Linked DNA regions of Homo sapiens: region 2 is linked to region 1. A link is a loop called in an ENCODE intact Hi-C map of the cell type or tissue named here. Cell type or tissue: sigmoid colon. All regions are shown on one strand. Each heading gives the region's core, and the rest is flanking DNA. Links, peaks and the distances in the headings are about the cores only. Region 1 overlaps LINC00905 (long intergenic non-protein coding RNA 905). Region 2 overlaps EPS15L1 (epidermal growth factor receptor pathway substrate 15 like 1).

Evidence for each region. Peaks named below come from ENCODE experiments on the same cell type or tissue, not always from the same donor. Only the 100,000 strongest peaks of a DNase experiment are listed, where the experiment ranks them.
Region 2: a loop joins it to region 1, with 5 times the contacts of the local background. A loop is called at or near these places in 13 of 110 quality-filtered maps.

What each region holds. Positions count from the first base shown.
Region 1 is chr19:16,039,533-16,044,903 of GRCh38, reverse strand. LINC00905 (long intergenic non-protein coding RNA 905) reads right to left here. Exons shown (of 5, transcript NR_024335.2): 5 at 2,769-3,465. Among named protein-coding and RNA genes, the nearest start is that of LINC00905, 8.5 kb to the right of the region's middle. In sigmoid colon, for the core only: a CTCF peak has its summit at 3,208 (motif pointing left); DNase peaks (open chromatin) are centred at 3,213 and 4,013; H3K4me3 peaks cover 477 bases; H3K27ac peaks cover 989 bases.
Region 2 is chr19:16,380,303-16,385,673 of GRCh38, reverse strand. It overlaps EPS15L1 (epidermal growth factor receptor pathway substrate 15 like 1), which reads left to right. Exons shown (of 24, transcript NM_001258374.3): 21 at 463-545. Among named protein-coding and RNA genes, the nearest start is that of KLF2, 58 kb to the right of the region's middle. RefSeq lists enhancers at 1,905-2,406, 2,659-2,748. In sigmoid colon, for the core only: CTCF peaks have their summits at 2,023 and 2,222 (motif pointing right); DNase peaks (open chromatin) are centred at 1,633, 2,253 and 3,423; H3K27ac peaks cover 2,444 bases.

The DNA.
Region 1 (5,371 bases), core at 245-5,244:
TATTTAGCTTTTTGAGAAACTGCCAGATTATTTTCCATAGTGGCTGCACCATTTTGCATTCCCACCAGCAATGCACAAGGATTCCAATTTCTCCACATACTTGCTGACATTTGTAGTTATATTTTTGCTTATAGCCACCTCAGGGAGTGTGAAGTGTGAAGTCTTTCTCTCTCTTTTTTTTTTTTTTGAGATAGTCTCACTCTGTCATCCAGGCTGGAGTGCAGTGGCGTGATCTCAGCTCACTACCTCCGCCTCCTGGGTTCAAGGGATTCTCCTGCCTCAGCCTCCTGGGTAGCTGGGATTACAGGCATCAGCCACCACTCCCCACTAATTTTTGTATTTTTAGTAGAGACAGGGTTTTGCCATGTTGGTCAGGCTGGTCTCAAACTCCTGACCTCAAGTGATCCTCCTGCCTTCACCTCCCAAAGTGCTGGGATTACATGCCTGGCCTCATTTTGGTTTTGATTTGCATTTATCTGATGGCTAATCATGTTGAACATCTTTTCATGTTCCAACATTAAAAATTTTTTTTTCTTTTTTTTGTAGAGATAGGGTCTCACTATGTGTGTTACTCAGGCTGGTCTCAAACTCCTGGTCTCAATGGATCCTCCTGCCTTGGCCTCCCAAGGCACTGGGGTTACAGTTGTGGGCCATTGTGTAACAGTTTTGTACAGGCATATTGATTTAAAAACTAAATATTGCACCACCAGAGTAGTGTGAACACTATAAAACATGTTTTCCAAACTGAAATTAACAGGGGAAGCTATTAGCATATAATAAACTCTTGGGTGTGTCATACCATCTTAATACTGATACTAAGAATAGCCAGTACTTTGATGCATGCCTTGGGGCAAAATTCATGGTTAAGGGTCGTGGATGGGTCCCTCACAACCTGGCTCCACTTGTCCTTGCCAGTCTCCTCTGTAGTCATTTCCCACTCCCTACTGTATCCTGAAACCAGGTTTTCTTGAGCTGCAGGGCCTTTGCCTCTGCAGTTTCCTCTGCTTGGAATGTCCCTGTTCCTACAGACGATTCCTCATACCCTGCTTTCCATACCAAGCCCAAGCACCTTCTATGGGACATATTCCTGTCACTACTCCCCATTTCCGGGCCCTTGCTCTGGCCCATCCCTAAACATCCATTCACCCATTCATCTCTCCATCCCTCCTTTCATCCCTTTATCCATCTACCCATCCCTCCATTCCTTCATTCATCCATCCATCCACCCAGTCATTCATCCCTTTATCCCTCCCTTCATCCCTTCATCCATTCATCCATCTACCCATTCATCATCCATCCCTCCATCCACTCATTTATTCATCCATCCTCTGCCCATTCATCCCTCCATCCCTTCATCCATCCACCCATCCATCCCTCCATCCCTCCCTCCATCCATTCATCCATCTACCCATTCATCCATCCCTCCCTCCATTCCTCCATCCATCCACCCATCCATCTACCCATTCATCCCTTCATCCCTCCATCCATTCGTTTATTCATCCATCCTCCACCCATTCATCCATCCATCCATCCATCCATCCACCCACCCATCCACCCCTCCTTTCCTCCCTCCCTCCATTCATCCATCTACCCATTCATCCCTTCATCCCTCCATCCATTCGTTTATTCATCTATCCTCCACCCATTCATCCCTCCATCCCTTCATCCATCCACCCATCCATCCCTCCATCCCTCCCTGCATCCATTCATCCATCTACCCATTCATCCATCCATCCCTCCATTCCTCCATTCATCCATCCATCCATCCATCCATCCATCCATCCATCCATCCACTCATTCATCCTTCCATCCCTTCATCCATCCACCCATCCAACCATTCATCCCGGCCTCTCTCCTTCCCTCCCTCCCTTCCTTCATTGAACACACAGGCCAGTGATGTCTGTGTCTGGCTCTGTGCTCCAACCCCCAGAGAGGAGCCTCTCAAGAGTAGGGTTTTGGGTTGAGCTTTCTCTACTGCCCCGACACGGCTCAGCACAGGGCTGTTGTTGAATGTGCCTGATTTTGCAGGATGACTTTGTGAGCCAGTATTCATATTTTTGCAATGAGGTCATATGTATTTTGAGTGGCATGGGAAGGCCCTACAAGGACAAGCCTATCATGCTTATGCACCTGTGTTCATTCATTCATTCATTCATTCATTCATTCATTCATTCATTCATTCGTTATTGAGCCCTTAGGATGTTCCAGGTGAAGACAAACAGTATCTTGTCCCTTGGGACCAGGGAAGGTTTTCCTGAAGTGGTAACACTGAGCTAAAATATGAAGGATGAATGGGAGGTGAATTGGCTGATGTGGGAAGGGAAGGGTGATGGAGGCCAAAGGGAACAGCATAGGTGAAGGCAGAGGGCTGTATGGCACATCCCTGGGTACCTGCACTCGTGGAGGACTTGTTTAATATCAAACATTAAAAGGCACTCACATTGAATGTATTTCTTCCTGTTAAAACAAGAAGAAGCTGGGTGCGGTGGCTAACACTTATAATCCCAGCACTTTGGGAGGCCGAGGCAGGAGGATCACTTGAGCCCAGGAGTTTGAGACCAGCCCTGGCAACATAGTGAGACCCTGACTCTAAAAAAATAAAAAAAATTAGTCGGGCGTGGTGGTGTGCATCCTCGCAGCTACTTGGGAGGCTGAAGTGGGAAGACGGTTTGAGTCCAGGAATTTGAGGCTGCAGTGAGCTGTGATTGCGCCACTGCACTCCAGCCTGGGCAACAGAGCAAGACCCTGATACACACACACACAAAGTTAAAAAAGTAGAAAGGATCGTTATCTTTTTGCTTTTGAAGTTATTGGGGTCCCATTAAACTCATATGCTTCTTGGGCATGTACAGGCATTCTTGCCAACAGAGAACATCTAACCCACAAAAACTTTCCAACGTGATGACACCGTGGGGGGGATTCTGGAGCCAACAGTGAATCCAGGTGGCACTATGTCTAGCTAAGTAGACATTTCCTTCAAGCGTTCATTGATTTTGATTTTGCAGCCTTGCTTTTACGTTGTCAAATATCAAAGTGTGTGGTTTTACAGTTTTTTTTTCCTTCCAGGTCTTTAACGTTTTCGGGGACCTCTGGAAAACCTACAGGCGCGGCCCTGGGAAGCTCTGGGTCCCTAGGAGGGGAGGTGACTCCGCGGCGTCCCGGGAATGATCCTCGCGGAGCTCGCGAGGTACTAGCGCCCCCCAGCGTCTGGATTGAGAAACGCACCCTGCGAGGGTGGAGAACCAGCCCAGCCCCAAAGTGAGGTGGCAGAAAAACGAACTCACGGCCAAGGACTGGCTGAGGTTAGCCAGAATTGTGTAAATGTGTTTTGTCTTGCTGGGCTGCCCCCTCTCCTGGTCCTTTGGCTAGGGAGAACAGGATTTTGTTTGGGATTTTTCTTTTGCTTTTTTCGACTGTGCCTGTTGGCGTTCGCGGGTTGCCAGCTTCTTCAGGTCCAAGCCTGGGCTGTATGTGGCGAAAAACAAAACAAAACACCAAAGAATTGACTTTCGTGTCATTCCTTGGGTCCTGAAATTCCCACTGTGTCTGCCTTCCCTCCATCATTCAGAGTCTTACATTTTTCTAGTTTGATCCAATTTCCCAATCACTTTTTATTTTGACAAAGTTGTAAATATGATGCATAGAACATGTTTTGACATAGGCGTACAGCGTAAAATATCTAAATCAAGCTAATTTAACATTTCCTTGACATACCCGTGACCATACCTCCATGCTTATCTCTTTTTCTGTGGTAAGAACACTTAAAATTTGCTCAGCAATTCAGTTTTTTTATATTGAAAAAAAAAAAAAAAAAAAAAGAGATGAGGTCTCACTATGTCGCCCAGGCTGGTCTCAAACACCTGGCCTCAAGTGATCCCCCTCAGTCTCCCAGCGTGCTAGGATTACAGGTGTGAGCCACTGCGCCCAGACTACTCAGCATTTTTCAAGAATAAAATACATTGACTAGAGTCACCATGTTGAACAATTCCTCTTGTGCCCTTTGGCCAATATCTGTTCAGTCCCTCCTCCCTCCCTCAGTCCCTGGAGCCACCATTCTACTTGGGAGTTCAGCTTTTTAGATTCCACAAGTGAGACAGGAAGTATTTGTTTTTCTGTGCCTGGCTTATTTCACTGAACGTCTTCCGGGTTCATCCACGTAAACACAAGCTTTGTTTTTAAAGGCTGAATCTTATTCAGAGTCTTATGTTTTTATGTATGATGTCTGGCCCAGGGTTTTAGTTGTGCTTCGTGGGAGGAATGGGAAAAATTATGTATACCTTGTCCATTTGAATTTGAGAAATGTGCATGATTACACGATCACGTTTTGATCATATGCATGGAATCACAACATATGTATTTTGGTCAACAGCTTCTTATTTCCTTTGTTCTGCCTTCCTCCCTCCCCTCCTCCACGTCCAGTTCTCTCCATCTTTCAAATTCAGGCTCACTCCTTCTCCCATGGATTACTCCAATTGTTCCCCCTTTTTATCGCTATTGGTCATGTCTGGACTTGGAATAAACCCTTTCTGTCCACATGGGCCCTGTCTGCCTGCTGACCTTCCTCTCACTCCTGGCCTCAACATCATCATTCATTCATCAAACACTAAGTGTCTCATTTTGGGGGCACCCCTGAACCTGTGATCCCTCGGAGTTGACCGGGCAAGAAGATCTCCTTACGAAGCAGAGACAGCAAGTGGCGGGGGTGGGGGTGGGGGGGCCCAGTTGGCACAGGATTAAAATACAAGGGCACCCAACCTCACCAGTCATGAGGAACAAGAAGCCACCATGAGGCATTTCAAACCCAACACCCAACATAAATGAAAAGTCTGGCAACACCAGCAGTTTTGGAGGCAGGTAGAAACCCTCAATGGTGGGAGAGCACATTGGTGAAATCACTGTGAAGAATGTGGAAATACCTGGAAATGTTGAAAACGTCCAGATTCTGAAGCTTAGCCTCTCCCCACTTGGCTTTATACCCTAGTGAGCTCCATGGAACTTAAGAAAATGGCTTTGGTCTGGGGCCAAACCCATTTTCTTAGATGGGTTGACTTAAGAAGATGGGCCCTTGTCTGTGGGTAGATGGTCACGGGGGACCGGGTCAGTGGTGGCTTGGTCACTGGGGGGGACTGATCAGTGGGACCCAGTCTGCAGGGCTTGGTCAGCACAGAACACGATCAGTCCGGCTTAGTCAACAGGACCTGGTGGGTGGGGACCTGGTGAGTGGGGGCCTGGTTAGTGGGGACTTAGTAAGGACGAGGTCAGCTGGCTGCTGGGTGACCTCAGGCAGGGGGTTTGTCCTAGAAGCCTCCTTTCTTCCATTTGTAGGGGAGATGAAATCAACTGCACCCCAGAGAGCTACTGGGAGGAGGAG
Region 2 (5,371 bases), core at 79-5,078, 340 kb before region 1:
GCGGGTAGCAGTGTTTGGTATCATAGGCGAGTGTATCCAGTACTCTAGGCAAATCCCTTCCAGGTTAGAGGAGAAAACACAGCAAAAACCTCTATCCAAAGACACCACCCTGTATAAATCATGTGGGTGGCAGGTCGCCCTGGAGTTGCTCCTCGCCTCCTGACCCATTGAGACCCAGTGGGACCCAGGGGCCACGCCTCTGTGGCAACTTGTCACTCTTCTGATGACCGTGAATGATGCTGGCCCTCCCAGAGTGGTCGTCACAGTGAGAAACCGTCTTGCCATGCCAGAGTGGGCAGGGGGGCCTTGCTGAGAGGCCTTCATGCAGACACACGTGTCTAATGAATAAATGCAGCCTTCCTGAGTCTCCTGGTTCAGGGGCCATCTAGCATTTCCCCTCCACCCCAGAAGGCATGTTCTCTTAAAGACCTGTAACTCTGACTTTGTTGGTGCCGATTGCAGATCCCTTTGGAACCTTAGATCCCTTCGGAAGTGGGTCCTTCAATAGTGCTGAAGGCTTTGCCGACTTCAGCCAGATGTCCAAGGTAAAGCCCCTCCACGGAGCCCCCGCGCCTCTGCTAGTGTCTTTGTGCCTCTTGTCATGGTGTGGGCTGCCAGGCGTAATTGTTCATGTCACGTATGTATCTCCCCGGCACCTTTCCAACACAAGGTCAGGTCTGGAAAGCATCCATGGCTGTGATCCAATGCACTGCAGTCCCGTGGGGTGAGCCCTGACCCTTCCCAGTGGCATAGGTGCCCTGGGCTCCCCTGGCTCCCACTGGTGTCTGACGACCATCAGGTCTCAGACGGTGAAGTCATTGCCATGGCCGAGTAGAAACTTGAGAAGGCGTTGGGCACAGGCGTCTCGAGAGGGCCATGGGCAGCAGGCCTGCAGGTGCGAGGCGTCCAGGGAAAGTGGGCCAGCGAGTGTTCAGAGTCGCCCATGTGACAGAACTCTCAAGGGGTGTTGAAAAGTGAGGGCCGGCCTCCTTGAATAAATGCAGACAGATCCACAGGTGAGGAGTGAACTGTTGAAGGAGGACAGCAGCGAGGCTGGTTACCAGACTGGACCCGTTGGTGTCCGGCCCTCACCACACGGTGACCTGAACTCACTGTGGCTCTGGTCCCAGACAGCTGTAGGGCTTCTCCAGACGCTGGCAGTGTGGTTGGAGCTCATCTTTAAGGTAGCATAGAGAATTCAACAGGGAACATCCAGAATGGACAAGTCAAAAAACAACAATAGAAGCCCCTTACGACTGAGGTGCCTTCCGGAAGAAACTGCTGGAAAGTTGGAAATGGGGGCTGTGGTGAGTGGGAAGGACAGGGCTGCGGCACCATTGTGCTTCCTTGTGAGTTGTATGTTTCCCTGTTTGAGTGAGGAGCATTTTTCTTTGGCAGGAATGAAGGAAAGCAGATGAGGTGTGTCCCGTCCCTGACACCTGCGTCCACTCTGTCCCTTCTCGGCAGCCCCCAGGCAGGGGCAGATGGGCTCTGTCTTCGGGGGGCTGCAGGGGCCTGCTTTCCTCACGAGTTCCACCTGCAGAGGCCCAGGCATTATCCACGCTGCGGGAAGAGGCAGTAGCCACAAGCAGAACACAGCCCCCCTCCTGGAGCCCATGGCCCAGGTGGTAAGGGGTGGCCGGTGTGGGGGGTCCCCTGGAGCAGCTGGGCCCAGTCCCTGTGAGCGCTGCTGTCAGCCTGAAGGTGGTGAGGGGAGGGAGCCCCGGGAGTACCTGGAAGACGCGTGCCCCAGGCATGAGGCCCCCTCGGGGCCCCACCGGCCCCATGCCCAGGTGCCCCAGGTGCCAGTGTGACTGGGCAGTCTCCCTTGGCTGCCCCGTGTTCACTCAGCTGGTGGAGCAGATGAGTCTCTGAGCATCTTGGGGTTGGCAGCGGTCGCAACTTGTGATCACAGAACACAGATTCCGAGAAGCACTTGAGATTCTGTTCAGGTTTTCAAAGACGCGTGTGTGCGTGCCCTGGCGGCGCAGCAGATCCCACTTCTGACCGAGGCAGGGTGTGTGTTTACACAGATGAGCCTGGGCAGAGGGAGCCCAGAGGCCCTGGCATGGCGCCCCCCTCCTTCCAGCACACGGAGAAGGCCTCCATCCCTCATATGCCACGCTGTGACACGGTTTGGGACTGGCAGAAGATTTAGGGCCCAGTGCACAGGCTCCTGGGCAGGCGGGAAACCATCTCCCGAAAGCAGAAAACGTTGGCCACACGGTGGCAGCAGTCCCTCAGGCGTCCTGGTCGTTTCTGGTTGTCGCAAGTGGACTCCTCTTCCTTTGGGAGGCTGGATCTGTCTTCCTCCTCTCACTGTGAGCAGAGGGAGGGAGAGCTAGCAGAGCCTGAGCTAGGGCCGGGATCTAATGACCGCCCTCTGCCTGTCCTTGGGCCCTGAAACCAGGGGCTCTTCACACACATGCAGCTGTGATTTCAGAGCCGGTCTCACTTCCTATTGGCGGTGCCGGGCCAGGACAGAGTTGGACAGAGCTGTGGAAAATGGGTCTCCAATACTATCTTGTTTTGATTCCAGCGTTCCATCAGCTGCCTTCATGACACTTGTACAGCCGCATTCTGAGCTCAACCCTGACCTTGCAGCTCTGTTTTTCCTTTTTGGTTACCTATCTGTTTTTCAAGAACAACATTGTGGATATAAATAAAATGCTAAGGGAAATGAAAGTGGCAAGAAGGTGTTTTTTTAAAAAACAAAAAAAAACCATCATCAACTTTTCCCCATCTGAGCAGAGCAGGGAGGCCCTTTTGTAAGTCCCTGAATTGAAGCACCTTACCTCTGCGTGGCTTTGCTGAGGAGAGTCACAGCCCACAGCCTGATTCTAGAAGTTTCCTTTGGGAGGCTCTTCGGGCCTGCACTCTTAGTTGAGGCCCCACCCTCACCTGAAGAGATTTTTCTAGACAGTATCAAGCCTATGTGACATAAGCTCACTTTAAAAACAGATTCCCCAAAGTATGTTTCCAGGGAGCATTTGAGAATAAAAACAAGAGTCCAACTTATTTCACCCTCTTCTGCCCTGAAAAAAAAAAAAAGCCATCTGTGAAATACTGGGTTAGTCGTCAGCCCATTTTTAGCAACTTCTCAATTGTTTAAAGCTGTGCATTGATATTTAGGGCTGCTGTTTACAAATTCAGTCTTCTGTTTTGAACCAGTTCTTCAACTGGTGAACTCAAACGTGTTTCTCTTAGAGCTGGTTTTCATAGTAGCTTTTTCTGTCTTCCTTTTATTTTAAGCACACTTCACTCTTGCCGAGCCCAGAGAGCCCCTGACAGCTTTACTGAAACCTTTCTAAAAATAGAGATTTTCCTTGAAGCCGCTGCCCGAGTAGGAAAGAGTTGAGTCCCCAAGGAGGCTTCTTGGGAAACTTGAAGTCATGAAAATTGGGATTCGGAAATGACGCGGGCATTCTGGAGCTAGGAGTGATCTGATTCACTGCGGAGGCAGTGCCAGGCGTTTATTGAAAGCCTGTCGCCTCGCGAGTTGCCAATTGGCCTCGTGGGTTTAAACACACATGGGAGGCGCCAAGCCGGCTTGGCCCGAGGTGTCCCCGGTCAGCCTGGAGGGTTAGGCGGCTCTGATTTGAGTGTGTCACCAGGTCTTACAACTTTGGACGTCCAGGCTGAGTGTGGTTTTATTGCCCGGGTCCTATTGCGCGACACAGAGGGTAGAAAGGCTCACTGCAGCCACTGGAACCGAGGCCCCACTCCGAGTCTGGAGATGTGGCCCAGAAGCCAGCACATGCCCAGGGAGGACAAGGCCCAGCCGGTCACACCACTTCCCATCTAGACCTGCTTGGCTCCCCATCCCAGGCCGCGGGGGACTCGCACGGGCCCTAGGCCCAGGGACATGTTCCATGAATCGCAGAAGCACCCACAGACGGGCCAGTGTTTTTCCCCCATTCTTTCCCAAACAGCCGACCCTAAACGGCCCATTTTAAAGCTAAGCTGCAGGCCGACACTGCCCCTCATGTCTCGGACAGGCCTGGGGACAACTGGGGCAGCAGATGGGGGCACTCCCAGATTCCAATCGCAGCTTCGTACTTGGTGTGATCATTGTCGTGTGGTCCATGTGCCAACTTTATCTAGTGCCAGTGAGTGGACTGATGCCTGTCACATGGCACCTCATTTCCTTCTTGCCGGAGCCTTCCGAGCTCTGTCACTCTTGCCATTTTACAGATGAAGAAACCAAGGCACAGGGTGTTGAGTAGGTGGCAGGGTTGGGGTTCCAGCCTGGGCAGGACAGTCTGCCCAGGACGAGGCCCTGGACCCACCACTGGGGTGGCCCTCGGCAGCTGAGGGCAGCGTCTGGTGGCCCCAGCCTGGGAGGCAGACGATGTGGCAGCCCTGGATCCGCCGTGGACCTGCTGTGTGATGTGGGCAGGCTGCGCCTCCTTTGTGTGCCTCAGTTTCCTTGTGTGTAAGGCAGAGGTGCTGACAGTGGGACCCCCTGCCAGGTCACTGGGCCTATTATTAGGTGAGAAGATCAGCACAGAGCGAGTGTCTCCTGCCTGGGCAGCTTCAGAGGGCGGCGTGAAGCCCAGGGAAGGGATCTGGTGGGGTCATCTGTGCAGGAGCCTTTGGGGCCCCTTCCCCTCCCTGGGGGCACCTGCCACTGCCCTTATCGGGGGGACCTGGAATGGGTAGGCTGCCTCTTAGAGGGGCCACCTCCCTGTTCTGTCTCTGATGTGGCTCTGACTGGGCCGAGCAACCTCGACTCTAGGACTACACAAGGTCCGAGGCAGCCATATCTCTGTGACGGGACGCAAATAGCCCAGATCGATGCATCTCTGTAACTAGATGCTAGAGGCCTAGATGACTGCATCTCTATAACTAGCTGCCAGAGACACAGGTGGCCACGTCTCTGACTAGACTCCAGAGGCCTAAACGGCCATGTCTGTGCAACTAAATTGTAGAGACCTAGAGAGTCGCATCTGTGTGACTAGATGCCAGAGCCTCAGACGACCGCATCGGTGTGACTGGAAGCTAGAGCCTCAAATAGCTGTGTCAGTGTGACTGGATGTGTCAGTGTGACTGTGTCAGTGTGACTAGAGCCTTAGATGGCTGCGTCTGTGTGACTAGACCCTGGAGCCTTAGATGGCCACGTCGGTGTGACTGGACGCTAGAGCCTTAGATGGCTGCGTGTGTGTGAGTAGACCCTGGAACCTTAGAGGGCCATGTCTGTGTGACTAGACACTAGAGCCTTAGACGGCTGCATTGGTATGAGTAAACGCTAGAAGCCTAGACGGCTGCATCTGCATGACTGGACACTAAAATCTTAGACGGCTGTGTCTGTGTGACTAGACGCTAGAGCCTTAAATGACCACGTCTGTGTGATTAGACGCCAGAGCCTTAG